2 separate regions of the Homo sapiens genome follow, and region 2 is linked to region 1. Evidence: chromatin contacts called from ENCODE Hi-C or POLR2A ChIA-PET data. All regions are on one chromosome and are shown on one strand. Each heading gives the region's core, a stretch centred on a gene start or an enhancer-like site at or near the end of the contact. The rest is flanking DNA. Distances are from core to core; before and after follow the strand shown.

Region 1 (7,065 bases), core at 3,669-6,168:
CAGCAAACCTTCTGGCAGTGGGAGCAGTCGTGAGTTTGCCCAGATCCTGCGTTCATGATAAACAGTTTGTTGTTTGATCATATAGCATCCAGTGGAATGCTGAGTTGGTCAGTCCCACGGGCGTTCGGCTCCCTGCAAAGTGGGAACTAAATAATGTGTACACAAGAGTGTAGAGTGTGGAATGGTAGACAATGGACACTCAAAAGGACGAGGGGGGGGCGAGTGTGATGGATTACTGTTACCGAAACACCAGGGGTTTGGTGTAGGTACTGCTGCTGGCTGCACAGAAAATCAGTGACTGAGATGACGAGTATTACCAAGGAAGAAAGCTTTAATCAGGTGCTGCAGCTGAGGAGATGGGAGCTCAGTCTCAAATCCATCTCCCTGACCAACTAAAACTAGAGGTTTATATAGCAGGAAAGAAATGTAACAATGTGTAAAAAAACAGGAACTAGGGAGGGGCAAGGAAGCAATCATGATGAATGAGGGGGTCAGGCATCTCATTGGTTTGTGCTGGGAAGCATTGCCACCTGAATAAGAAGTGGTCCACAGACACGGATGATCAGTCAAATGCACCTAGGAGCCAATGGTCAGCCAAGATCAGGAAAAACTGACCTAAGGAAATCGATCACTGGTGGAATCCTTAGCAGAAAAGGCATATGTAACTCAGGGTGGGAGGAAGAAGGTCTCTCTTAAGTTATATCCCTTGTTGCCCTCTGCAGTGTATTGAGTTCAGGCCAGGAAGAAGTAGACAGAGTGCTGAAGCCATCCTTGCAGAGTTAACAAGAATTTTGGACAGAAATACATATAATGAAGCATTAATCAGGGTACACTTCCACTCACTTCTTTGTAACCAAAAGTCACGTAGCACTTGATACTGACCATTGGCATCCCTGTTGTTCCTATAGATAGGATTTCTGATGTTAGAATCATAAGGCTTTTATTTAAGATAGATAAGATCTGAGTCATGTACATGAACAAAACAATCATAAACAAAATCAGAAGGTTTTTGTTTAAGAATTTCTAAGATGTTTTCCAGATCCCAAATTCCAGCCAAACAGCTGTTGCCAACTAGTTTGAAGACCCCTCCAGACGAATGGATCATAATGAAAATACAGTTTCTTCATCCTCTTGTCCCATGACTTCACCCTGCACTCTTTGACCAGTCAACAGTCTCCACACTTTGGCTCACTCCAAAACCCTTAAAAACCCTAGCCACAAACTCCTCAGTGAGACAGATTTGAAGTTTCTTCCCATCTCCTCATTCAGTGGCCCTATGATTAAACCTCTTTCTCTGCTGCAACCCGGTGTCTTGGTGTACTGACTTGCTCTGTGCATCAGGCAATGAACCTATTACAGTTACAGTACCTCAGAGGGTCCTCTGGAGACCTGGATTCCGTAATTTCAAGGTACCTTGAAGGATCCCTGCTTGTCCAGCAGTAGGGCCCATGTGGAAACATGGAGTTAAGGGAGCCACCACCACTCTGCCAAGCATCAACTTAATCAGATCTCTTAACAACACTATGAAGAAGAGACAATCAATATTTGAAATTTGCAGATAAGCCAGCAGAGGTGCTCAGAGGTTAAAGTCACTCACAGTTAATCAGCAAGAAAATGGTGGTTGAGTGGGATTCAGTCCAACTTGTCTGGCTCCAAAGTCTCAGGTTTCTAGGGCTTGGTTTAAGGGGAGCCACACTTGTTTCCAAGATTGGGCTTGGGGTTGGGATTGGTTGTTAAGCAGTCTCTTGACTCCTTAGGCTGGCTGGGACTGTCTTCCTCCACTCTTCTTCCTACTGCTCTCAGAAATGTGTGGTGTAGGTGCAGTGCTTGTTATATAGGGGTCAGACTAGCATTTCAAGAGTTCGTTTTTTTTCTTTTTATTTTTAGTAGAGATGGGGTTTCACCATGTTGGCCAGGCTGGCCTCAAATTCCTGACCTCAGGTGATCCACCTGCCTCAGCCTCCCTAAGTGTTGGGATTACAGGCGTGAGCCACTGCAACCAGCCTCAAGTTTTCATTTCAATACTTCTTTTAACACAAAATTTATGACCCACATACCAATCAAGGACTTTTGGGTGACAAATTTAAAACTTGGGGGGATGGTACAATTATTCTAGAAAGCAGTTTGGCAGTTTTTCTTTCTTTTATTTTTTTTGAGACAGGGTCTCACACTGTTGCCCAGGCTAGAGTGCAGTGGTGCAATCACAGCTCGCTGCAGCCTCAACCTCCTGGACTCAAGCAATTCTCCTGCCTCAGCCCCTCAAATAACTGGGACTACAGGCGCATGCCACCACACCTGGCTAATTTTTGTATTTATTTATTTTTTTTTTTGTAGAGATGGGGTTTCGCCATCTTGCTCAGGCTGGTCTCCAACTCCTGAACTCAAGTGATCTGCCCACCTTGGCTTCCCAAAGTGGTGGGATTACAGGCTTGGAGCCCCTGTACCTGGCTGGCAGCTTCTTTGAAAGTTAAACAAACACCCATGTGTTTGTTTACCTAGGAGTCATCTGGCTCCTAGGTATTTACTAGAGAAAGCCAAAAACAATTTCCGTGCAAACATTTGCTCACAAAAGACCGTAGCAGCTTTACTTGTAATAAAGCAAAACTTAAAGCAGCCCTAGTGTCCATCAGTGGGTGAAAGGATAAATCAACTGTGGAATATCCACACAGTGAAATACTCTCAGCATTAAAAAGAAACAGATTCATCATCACCCTACAATGTGAGTGAACCTCAAAATAATGATGCTAAATGCAAGAAGCAAGAAAGAGTACATAATGTATGATTCCATTGTTTTCCGTTTTTAGTTTTTAGAGGTGAGTCCTGCTATGTTTTCTAGGCTGGACTTAAATTCTTGAGCTCAAGAGAGTCAACTGCCTCAGCTAGCCAAGTAGCTGGGACCATAGGCATATGCTACTGCACCTGGCTTGATTCCATTTATGTAAAGTTCTAGAAAATGCCAACTAATTTATAGTGACTGAAACAGATCAGATCAGTGGTTGCCTGGGGTTTGGGATGAGGGAAAGATGGATTATAAAGGGGCGCAAAGCAACTGTTGGGGATGATGAAAAAATTGGCGTCTTGATTTTGGTGATAATTTCATGGGTTTCCACATATGTTAAAATAAATCAGAAGACACACTTTAAATAGGTGCAGTTTATTGTACTTTAATTATACCTTGTGATAGCCAGTTTTATGTGCCATCTAGGCTAGGCTGTATTCCACAGCTATTCAATCAGACATGATTCTAGGTGTTGTAGATGTGATTAACATCTACAATCGGTTTACTTTATGGAAAGGAAATTATTCCTAATACTCTAGGAGGCCCGATTCCTCCTAGAGTTGAAAGGCGTGAATGCAGAACTGGTTTCCCTGAAGAAGAAATTCTGCCTGTGGATTGCAGTTAGCCTTTACCTGAGAGTTCCAGCCTGCTCTTCCCGATGGCTGCCCTGCAGAGTTTGGATTTCCCTAATCAGTCCCTACAATTGTGTAAGACAATTTCTTGCAATAAATCTCTATCTAGTACCTATTATCATCTTATCTGTCTGTCTATCTATCTATCTATCTATCTATCTATCTATCTATCTATCTATCTATCTACGCATCCATCTATCTATCTATCTGCCATCTATGTATCTATCATCTATCGATCATCTATCTTGCTACCTATCTCCTACATCCTACTGGATATCCTACTGGTTCTGTTTCTCTAGTGAAAGCCTGACTCATATGGATTTAGGTAATGGAAGTGGTTCTAAAAGAACAAAATCTTAAGGATGAATTTTCTGAATTGCCTCTCTCGTATGATTCAATTTAAGGCCAGTAATGACTCTATTTCCATTGGTAAAGAGGGCATGGAATGAGGTGGCAAAATATTCCTGGATATTCCTGATCAAATGCTTATTAAAGGTAAGGTTCTGGTGATCATGTATTTGATACCTTTGGGGCATTTAGTCAAAATAAGGTGTATAGTGAGATTGGCTGGTTGCTCCTGACTATGTTAGAGAAAGTGGAGAAGGAAAAGGATGAACTCAGGGCTTCAAATTGCCAGCTGAGCTCCACATATATGATCCAAAAGCTTCTATGTCTGTCCTTAAAGAAACCCTGTCTCTGTAGATGCAGGACTGGAATTTCTGAAAACCAAATCCTGAGTCTTATCCTGCAAGTGGCTGTATTACAATGCAAATTGAATTCACAACGTTGCAGGGCATCTTCTGATTTTATTTTATTTTAGACAAGGTCTTACTCTGTCACCAGGGCTGGAGTGCAGTGGTGAGATCATGGCTTAGTGCAGCTTCTACCTCCTGGGCTCAAGCGATCCTCCCACCTCAGCCTCCTGAGTAGTTGTAGTCCTGAATAGCTGGGACTATAGACGGGTGCCACCATGCCCAGCTAGTTTTCCTGTATTTTTGTAGAAACAGGGTTTTACCATGTTGCCTAGGCTGGTCTTGAACTCCTGAGGTCAAGGGATCCACCCACCTTGGCCTCCCAAAGTGCTGGGATTACAAGTGTGAGCCATGATGACCGGCCATAGGGTGTCTTCTGTTAGAGTGAAGGCATTGATTGGGAAGTAATGGGCTCTTCAAAATCAGAGTGGGGACATATGAAAAGATCCTAAGGAAGGTGGGGTCATTACATCCCTAAATATTGTTGAGTCTTCTTTGCCAGCAGAAGCAGCCCTTTTACTGCTGTCTGACCCACTAAATCCTAAGGTGGGGTGTGCACAATAGCACTCCATCATCAAATGGAAATGGTAAATATGAGACAGGCCCGAGCCAGCCTTGAAGGCACAAGAAAGTTAGCTGAGGAAGTGGCCCATATACCTATAGAGCTGATTCTTCCTACACTGCCTTCTCTGTCTCAGCCTGTACCTATGGCCTCATGAAGAATTCCCTGTGATTAGCTGAATGAGGAAGAGAAAAACTCAAGTTTGCTTATAGTTGGTTGTGCACAATATGCAGGCATCACCCAAGATGTTCAGGTGTAGCAATACATCTTCTCTCTGGGTCATTCCTAAACCACAGTGATGAGAAGAAATACTCCCAGTAGGCAGAACTTGGAGCATTGCACTTGGTTGTTCATTTTGCTTGGAAGGAAAAATAGGTACTTAAACTCTCAATCACATTATTTATAGACAGTCTCAGGGTTCAGTCCCACAAATTGCAGCCTGTGAACATTTGAATTTGCTAGTTGATTTCAGAAAGAAAATCTTAGTTCCCAATTTCTAATTTCAGTGACAATGATGTTAAAAAAAAAACTTTCACTCTTACTTCTATATAACATGCAGTATACGTATTCCATTTCCCACTTTTAGCAAAAAAGAGGAAATGGTGCCTGGCTACTTTTCACTTCCACTTGGCTGAGGACTGAATACTCATGACCAATGTCCCTGACAAAGTTTTTGTGTTTGTGTATACACCTTTATTGAGGTGTGTGTAAATAAACGTTCCACCAAAGAAACAAAACCAGAAGAATGGATATCTACAGCTATCGTCTATATTTATATCTATATCTATCTTTACAATAAGAAAGTCATACTTTCTATTAACATGATACAACTGAAATTGTGCTAACCTTTTCCCTGGAACAGGTTGCAGTGTCCTTGAGTGATAGTAGTTCTTTCCCTAGATACCTTGTAACTTAAATACTAGGACGTAAAGTCAATCACTGTTAATACATCTTATGTTAGATGATAAGAGTATAAAGAGGGAAAAACTCAAAAATATTTGCTTAATGCATATCTATCCGTACAAACATATAACAAAATAGAAAGAAATACTCATATATAGTCCTCATTTCTGCATCTGGTCATATGGTCATAGCTGTTTATATAACATAGCTGTATCTATTTATAGATACCTTCTTCCACTACCCATGACTTATTCCTTTTGCCCTCAGTAAGCACCTAAGCTTGCCATGGTTCTTTGCTTGGTGGGTGACCCCAATCTTCATTTCTGAAACCTGGGCCATTAGCAGTTCTTCCTGAACTCGGTTGTAGTTCTCCATTGACTTTAATCACAGGACATGGTAGTACTAATAGGTGCCCTAAGGAATCTCTTGTATTACAAATATACTTTGTCTTCTTCTATTGTGTAGTAGCAGCCCAATTTCCCTTTGGTAATCAGGATCAATCATCCCAACCAACACAGCACTCCCTTATTTGCCTGTTAATTCATAGGTAAGAGGAGCCCAAAGTGGCAGGGTGGCAGTTTTAACTTGTAATTCAATGGAATCATTGTTGAATCTCCTGGTGGAAGCATTCCTCCCTTTGTAACTAAGACCTGTAGACCAGCTGAGCATAAGGTCACAGGAACAGAAGCAAACATTTTGCTAGGGGATTACCTATGGTAATAGTGAGTGGTGCCACTCCCATTTCTATCTCCTGATTCCTGGACCGGTGACTCCTGGCTATGGAGAAACAGTATGTATATTGGATGCTGATTTACAGCACACACATCCTCCTGGAGGACGCTTCCCCAGTACTACAAGATATTGCCATCTGGCTGCCACCATAATTGAGTCTTCACAGGCCATTCCACTATTCTATCAAGCCTGCTGCTTCAGGATGATGGGGAATATGGTTAGTCCAGTAAATTGAATAGGCATAAGCCCACTGCCACACTTCATTTGGTGTGAAGTGAGTTCCTTACTCAGAAGTAATGTTATGTGGGAATACCATGATGGTGGAAAAAGTATTCTTCAAGTCCACAGATGGTATTATTACTATTTTATTTTTTATTTTTTGCAGAAGCATTGCATTCAGAAAAAGCAAATCCTTTTTGGTGGGGGGAATGGGAGGAAAGCAAATCTGTGTCCAGAGTAAGTGTCTATTCCAGTAAGAACAAAACACTGCCTCTTCCATGATGGAAACAGTCCCGTGTAGTCAGCTTACCACTAAATAAGCTGGCTGATCACTCTGGGGAATTGTCCCTATCAGAGACTCAGTGTTGATCTTTGCTTCTGGCCAACTGAATGCTCAGCAGAGGCTGCAGCCAGGTCAGCCTTGGTGAGTGTAAGTCCATGTTGCTGAGCCCATGCATAACTTCAATTCCTGCCACCATGGCCACT
Region 2 (7,430 bases), core at 4,209-6,708, 240 kb after region 1:
ATTCCTGCTATCACCATTGAAATTTAATGTTGTCTTAGAGAGTCTAACAAATGCAATAAGAACAAGAAGGAAAAATATTGGTAAAACTTTGCATGCCCATATACCTAGAAAAACCAAGTCTATCTGGAAAAAAAAAACCTTCTGGACCATACGAGAATTAATAGTGTTTCCCTATTTCAGCAATAATTGACTCAGAAATCCAGAAGCTGTGTAAAAAGGTAAACATATTTGAGTATATAAATTGTTCAACTTTTTGTAGAACAAAATAGGTCACAGCAAAGCCAGTTCAAAAATATTTTTGCAAAAGAAAAATTTGCAACTAAGATGATGAATAAAGTATTGATATCTACAATATCCAGAGTTCTTACAAAGTTGGAAGAAAAAGACAGATAACCCAGTAGAGACATGTTGAAAGTCACACCTTGATGAGATCAGGAACTAGATTTCATACCACAGATAGCAGGTTTCCCTCAAAAAGGTTACTTCTAGCAAAGCAAATTGTGCTAGATTAAACAATCAGATTGCAACACTGCTTTCAGCACACTTTAAAAAATAATAATATGAAGGAGGAAAGCATATGCACTTTCTTTCAAACCCCTCTACCCCCTACAACAACATGCCATAAAATTTTAGTTTTATACATTGTCAGGCTATCTTTGTTGTGGAGGGAAAAGAAACTCTGGCATCCTTAAATCTCTGGCCCAGTAGGGGGCCCTGAAATCCTGCCTAGCTGTGGAAGGCCCTCTCCCCTCATCTTGGATGTCCTCAGCTTTCTTTAGACTCACACTCTGCATTGTGGCCCAAAAGGACAGATCACCTGGATTTTGTACACAGATTTAGATGGTGTCTGTACTTTTTCTGCCAGGCCCCACCCAGTGGATTAAGCTGTTACGAGATGGAACCAGAAACCTGGGTCAGGACACACCATCGGCCCCTGTGTAGGATTCTTCATGTGACAGCTACTCCTTCAGATGCAATTTGGCCATCCAGCCATTTGCCCTGCCCCTGGCCCAGGGTAGTCCCTACTTCCTCCGGTCACCTATTGATTCATATGTGTCAGTTATGACACCTTAGACGTTGCTCAGTGACCTTGGGTGAGGCGAGCAGCAATGGAATAATAAGCACCCACCTGTTTCTGAGCTGCGTCTTGGTCCCACCCATGTTCACAGCCTCCATGACCTTGAGGCTGTGTGGCTCTTCTGCAGAAAGCACGGCACACAGGATCCCCAGTTGAGGCAGTGTGCAAACAACAGAGAAAGGATTAGTGAGATGTGGATGGGGCAGGCATCCACGTCTTCTCTATTCCAGAAAGAAGGCTGATATCACAGAGCAAGGGGGAGTCCCAGGGAACTGGCAAAGCAACTGTGACACATCCCAGGAGTGAGTGGGCTTGGGGGCTTGCTGGGGCAGGGAGTTGTAGACTCTCAAAAAGCAGAGGGGGAGATGAATCATGTAGATAACTCAAAACCTGCAAGAAGGAAATTACTTTAAGTACTTAAACTCAAAGGTTGTTAGTTTCAATCCTTCTACAGAAGCCAAGACAAAAAGGTGAAAGAACAGGTGAGGAGAAGGGGATTTCAACACAGGAATTGAAACTGAGACATCCTGGGGCTGCGAGAGGGGCAGAGGTTTTCTTCTCTTTAATTGTCCATGATCCTAGCTCCAATTCCTGAAACTGAAGAATCAGGTTAGTTTTTGTGATTTTCTGATAGCTTCCATGGTGCCCACCAAACACTTAGAACCAGCGTCCATGGACACAGTATTGAATTAAGCATTATGGCATGCACAGAGGATGTGAAACAATTGGAAGGCAATGAACAGCAGTGCCATGGTTTGATGTAGGGCTTCCTTATTCACAGTGAAGTTCATGGACTAACAGCATCCATACCCTCTGGGAGCTTTTCAGAAAGGCTGAATCTCAAGCCCCACCCCAGAGCTACTGATCAGAATCTGCATTTTTAGCAAGACTCCCAGATGATTTGTAGGCAGGTTAAAGTTTTAGAAATGCTTATATAGGCAATAAGGCAGACAGAAGAGACTGCCTGAAGTGGAGGCTGAGGCAATGTGCAAACAACAGAGAAGGGGCTGAAATTGGGGCTGCTACAGAAAGCTTCATGGACAAGTGGAGACTGGGCCAACACACAGGGCCTTTCTTTCCTTTACTCATGTGACCTTCCTACTGGGGGAATATGTGTTTGGTTACAAGTAATACACTGCCTCTCCAGCAAGGTGTCCAGGGATGTTACTTTTGCTTTCAGGAAACCCATGAAAAGGAAATTTCAACTCCTGTAATCAGGAAAGAAAGGAATAGCTCATGTGCTAAGAATGGCCTTCGTCCCTTAGCAAGGAACTGCTCTCTGAGTGCAGAAAGAGAGATTGAATGCCTACCCGAGCCAGACACTCCCCGGCTTTCTCTCCCCACTCGAAACACTGCTTACTGGACTGTGCCTCAGCTTGTCACCACCGACTCCCAGTGAGGAGTGCTCTATTTTAAAATTGCCCTTTGAGGCAGGGTCAGTGGCTCACTCCTATAATCCCAGCACTCTGGGAGGCCGAGGTGGGTGGATCACCTGAGGTCAGGAGTTCGAGATCAGCCTGGTTAACATGGTGAAACCCCATCTCCACTAGAAATACAAAAACTAGCCAGGTGTGGTGGCAGGTGCCTGTAATCCCAGCTACTCGGGAGGCTGAGGCAGGAGAATCACTTGAACCCAGGAGGCGGAGGTTGCAGTGAGCCAAAATGGCACCCCTGCACTCCAGCCTGGGCAACAGAGACTCCGTCTCAAAAAATAAATAAAAAATAAAATAAAATTGCCCTTCGAAGCTGTCTTTACTCCATGGATCTTCAAAAGGACGTTCATTACATTGCACTGGTAGTTGCCATCCTGTTCTCCAGGACACACTAATTAATGACTGCTACAGAAAAACAGGACAAGAGGAAGAAGAAGTCAAAGATGGTCTTCTGTGCTCCAGAAGCTCTGGAAGATGTGAGACTTGCAGAGCCTTTGATACACCAGTGTGGGACTCTAAGCTTATTTAAGCACTTTTTTCAAGATGTAAAAGACTTCAGGACAGGCTTCATCGCTTCTGTGTCTTCTCAAAGAAAACCCATTTTCTCTGAGACATTTTTCTCCTTGAATCCTGTACCAAGAATGACTGTGAATCTACTGGGGAACTACCTTGCCTGATCTTCTGAGTCTAAAAAATCAGAACATATGGCCGGGCACGGAGCTCACGCCTGCACTTTGGGAGGACAAGGCAGACAGATCACGAGGTCAAGAGATGAAGACCATCCTAGCCAACATGGGGAAACCCGGCCTCTACTAAAAATACAAAAATTAGCTGGGAGTTGTGGCGCATGCCTATAGTCCCAGCTACTTGGGAGGCTGAGGCAGGAGAATCACTTGAACCTGGCAGGCAAAGGTTGCAGTGATCTGAGATCACACCACTGCACTCTAGCCTGGTAACAAAGCGAGACTCCACCTCAAAACAAACAAACAAACAACATAAAAAAGAATCAGAACATAGATGTGTTCTGCTCTTTGCTCTGGTTGCTGGACAGCTGACAGCCACGTTGTTGTAGGGCATACAGCAATTCTGAACCTTGGAGCACACCCCTGGTGGCCTGGATCTGGTGTCCACTTGTTTTCTTCCATTTCTCATCTATTTATTTTCAGTGTTTTTCATGGCATATCTCTTATTTGTATGTCACATTGCATCTTTTTTCAAATGAAAACTGAGAGGCTAACTGCCTTGCCCAAGCTCACACAGCTTATCAGTGAGGAATACAAGATTCAGAGCCTAAGCTCTCCCATGCCCCCTCCCTAGTCTTGAGTAAGGCCCATGAAAGACTTGGCTGTGCGCACAACACTGGGAATTGGTAGGAAGTGACCATTATTGGACAGCAGTGATTTGACCTAATCATTTCCTCTTCTTATGCTTGTTTCTTGCTGGCTTGCCTTCTCCACACCCACCCTATAGTGCCCCTTCCTTACTCTCCAAAACTCTTCATCAACTCCCCAAATCCAAGACCTATAATCTATGACTGACAGCTCCAGCTTCTAAATAACCAGGTATATAGGAACAATGCCCCAATAGCCATAGCAACAGGGGTGGGTGGCATTCCAGTATATTGCATCTGTCACAGCCCCCATTTCCACCCGCCATCCCCACATACAGTAGAACCCCAGCCACAGGAACTCAACTGAATATGGCCTTGCTAACTCACACACAAACCCCAGCAGCTGCATCCATCTCTTTGAAATGAGGCTTTCATGCTGTGGCTGCCACATGGGCTCCAGATGGCATTCCAAGCAGGAAGAAAAAAACTAGGAGGAGGAAGGGACAACAACAATATCAGGAAGGGAAAATTTCCCAGGAATCCTCAGCAGACTTCTACTTAGGTCTCATTGGCCAGGACTGTGCACCTGGCCACCCCTAGCTGCAAAGGAGGCTGTCTTGAGTACAATCATGGCCAGAGAAAGGAGGAGAGATGGGTTTTGGGTAATCTGCCACACCAGAGAGGCCACCCTAAATCCCTGGGTTGAGTATAAGGTGCAGAAAACAGGCAGCAGAAGGGGAGCACCAGGGTCAAATAGATGAAGATGGTCATTTAAAGGGATGCAGTGGTCATTATGTGGCATCCCTAGACTCCCCTCTGGCACTGAAGGGCTCATCTTCCCAGTGCTTGGAGTTCTGCTAACATACCCCAAGCTCTCAGCCTTCTTTGGGAATCATGTTGGCTGAAAAGAGTCACCTTGCCCAAAGTCATGCCCCTGTCCAGGGGCAAGGGCGGCCCTCATCCATTGCCTCATCCCTGCATAATTTTGCAGGCCCATCCTAGCCCCAGAGTGCCATGTGGGGTAGGCTGAGGTTTTGAGACTGCGTGGCCTCCCCCTCTCTTTTCCCACATCCTCTCCTCCCCTTCCCTTCCTCCCACGGCCCTAGAGCGCTCCTGATAAGCATCCAGCAGGGTGATCTCCCTAAGCCACAGCCTGCACCAAAGAACAAACCACTCTTTTTTTCTAGTTAAACCTCACTGGCATCTGCTGAGTGCTGGGTGTGTTTGAGGCACTGAGCCAGGTGCTGGGAGTGGAGGGAATGGGTGATCCAAACATGAGTAAGATCAGTTCCCACCTTCTAGAATCTCACAGCCCAGTGCATGGAACTGGGAAAACACGTGACTCCGAGACAAGACAACAGATAGTAAGATAAATACAAAGTGTGATGGCTACTCAAAGGAGGAAGACGTTATAAATGTTTTGATAGGAAGTGGAGAGAGATTAGGAAATCTGGAGATGCTGCACATGGGAGGGAGACTTTGACAGGCCTCTGAAGGATGGCTGGGTAGAGCCCATGGCAGACAGCACTCCAGGCAGGACCGGCCTAAGCAAAAGCGCAGAGGGCTCAGCATGGGCCATGTCCAGATGGCAACACAGATCCAGTTTGGCCACAATGGGAAGTGAAACAGAGCACAAGTTAAGAACATGAGCTTCCAAGTCAGACAGTGCTGTGCTCAACTCGCAGCTCTGCCCTCTCTAAGAGAGGGATGTCAGCAGGTAACTTAACCTCCAACAGCCATGGTTTTCTTATCTGTAAATCAGGAATTGCAACACCCCCCTCTGCCCCAGGGGTCATTGTGGGGACTGAATAGTGGAAATATTAAACTACTACATGAACTCTTCGAGGAGCAGGAGGCTCCGTTGACACCCTAGTTTTTATTATACAAGCAGAAATATTAAGGCTACTTCTGCAGCCACTGGTTCTCAAAGTCAGATCCCTGATCAGCAGCATCCCATTACCTGCGAGCCTGCTAGGAATGCAGAATCTCAGGCCCCAACCCCAACCCAGACCTGCTGAATCAGAAATTCTGGGTGCGGCATCCAGCAGTGTATATTAATGAAGGGAGCTGAGGCACATGAAAACCTGAAAACCTCTGGGTTAAGCCAACAGAGGAATTTATTTTAAGGGTACAGGAGCTCTTCATGGAATTCAAAGACAGGTGCAGCAGGGCCTCAAAAAAGGGCGGCTGACAGAGATGGGAGACTGGGGCAACAAGGATCTCCTTCTGCTTCTCTCATCTCAACTTATCTTTTAACCTCTGCCTCTCTCTTCCTGTGGCTGCGAATAAGCTTTCTTTATGTCTTACTTCCACCAGCTGAGGGTTTCTATCGTAAAGGGTGAAATCTGAGAGGCTGAAATCTGTTTGTCTCCACTCCAGGTCACCCTGGAAGCCGCTCATTGGCCCAGATGGAGTTCGGTGCCTCTACCTGGGCCGCTTAATGTGGTTTAGAGGCTGAGACACTTAGTCTGAGTATAGGTGCTCTTGCCCAAACCAAATGGATGAAAGTGAGGTGCCGATTCAATGGGGTCTCCTATGCTAGGAACACCAGCCAGTCAGGTGCTGGAGAAAGAGATCAAGTTGAGACTGTGGAATTTAGGAGACTGTGGCTTTGAGACTAGTTCCATAGAACAGTGGTTCTCAAAGTGTGATCCCCAGACCAGCAGTCTCAGCCACATGATGTCAGAAGTGCAGTCTTGGCCCCAACCTACCCCAGAGCTACTAAACCAGAAACTCTCTTGGTGGCCTTGTCAATCCTTGCTTTAACAAGGACAAGTTAGAGAACCACTGTCAGGGAGGGCACAGAAAGAGGTAAAAAAAAAAAAAAAACTTTTAAATGAGAGAGACACATCATTTCTGTAGCCTCGTCCGTCTTTCACTCCATTTTCTTAGAATCATAATGAAACAGGCAAACGAGACATCAGAGGAAAACACATCCAGGGTGATGGCTCCCCCTTCTTTTCTTTCCTTAGTGCACAGTGCACATAGTAAAAGACAACTTCCCAAATTATGCAGGCTGTTAGAGCTGGAATAGAGCCTGATCTTCCCTCTTTACTTTTGGGGAAACCAAGGTCCTGAGGGATAGCATTTCAGAACCAGTGTCTCATTTACTGGCAGAGAAGGGACTGAATCTCAGGCCCCCTAACTTCAAGCAGTCATGATTTAAAAATGGAACTTGTCTAAGTCAAAGAGAAAAGTAACTGAGAAAGTAGATTCAAAGGCAGTCATACAAGACCTGCATAGAAAATTAAAAGCAATGCAGCCCTGGCCAGTGGAGTTAGCATCTACAGTGTCATTTTGTGGAATCCCAAACCGAATTATCAATCCCCGACATCCATGGTCAAGCCTTAAATTCCATCGTTATGATGACTAAGAGCTTTTTTCACTCACCACAAACCAGGTAAACCTAAACCACTGCCACCTCAAAATTAGAACATCCAAGGCTTTAACAAGAAAGGAAAAGAGAGGAGAGGAAGGAGACATCTTGTAGAGACATAACAAAAGAAAAAGACAGCTCATAAGTTCTTATATTGAAGTAGATCTGCCAAGTATCCAACAAGGGAAAAACAGCTAGAACATTGCACAGAGT

Evidence for each region. A loop is a pair of places that touch in the nucleus more often than their neighbours do. ChIA-PET counts read pairs that join two places held with the same protein, here RNA polymerase II (POLR2A). Pooled maps may share reads with other maps.
Region 2: a loop to region 1 is called in a map with no recorded cell type, with 11 times the contacts of the local background. The contact joins two enhancer-like sites. A Hi-C loop is called at or near these places in 2 of 37 single-sample maps with no recorded cell type and 7 of 50 pooled maps. POLR2A ChIA-PET finds 5 or more read pairs at or near these places in 2 of 52 experiments (T-cell and naive thymus-derived CD4-positive, alpha-beta T cell).

The regions. Positions count from the first base shown.
Region 1 is chr3:46,054,338-46,061,402 of GRCh38, forward strand. It overlaps a transcript of XCR1 not described here. Among named protein-coding and RNA genes, the nearest start is that of XCR1, 30 kb to the left of the region's middle. Within about 2 kb of position 4,919, at least 2 of the 41 ENCODE cell types and tissues checked have a DNase peak (open chromatin) inside an H3K27ac peak, as active enhancers do.
Region 2 is chr3:46,292,782-46,300,211 of GRCh38, forward strand. No RefSeq gene overlaps it. Among named protein-coding and RNA genes, the nearest start is that of CCR3, 54 kb to the left of the region's middle. Within about 2 kb of position 5,459, at least 5 of the 41 ENCODE cell types and tissues checked have a DNase peak (open chromatin) inside an H3K27ac peak, as active enhancers do.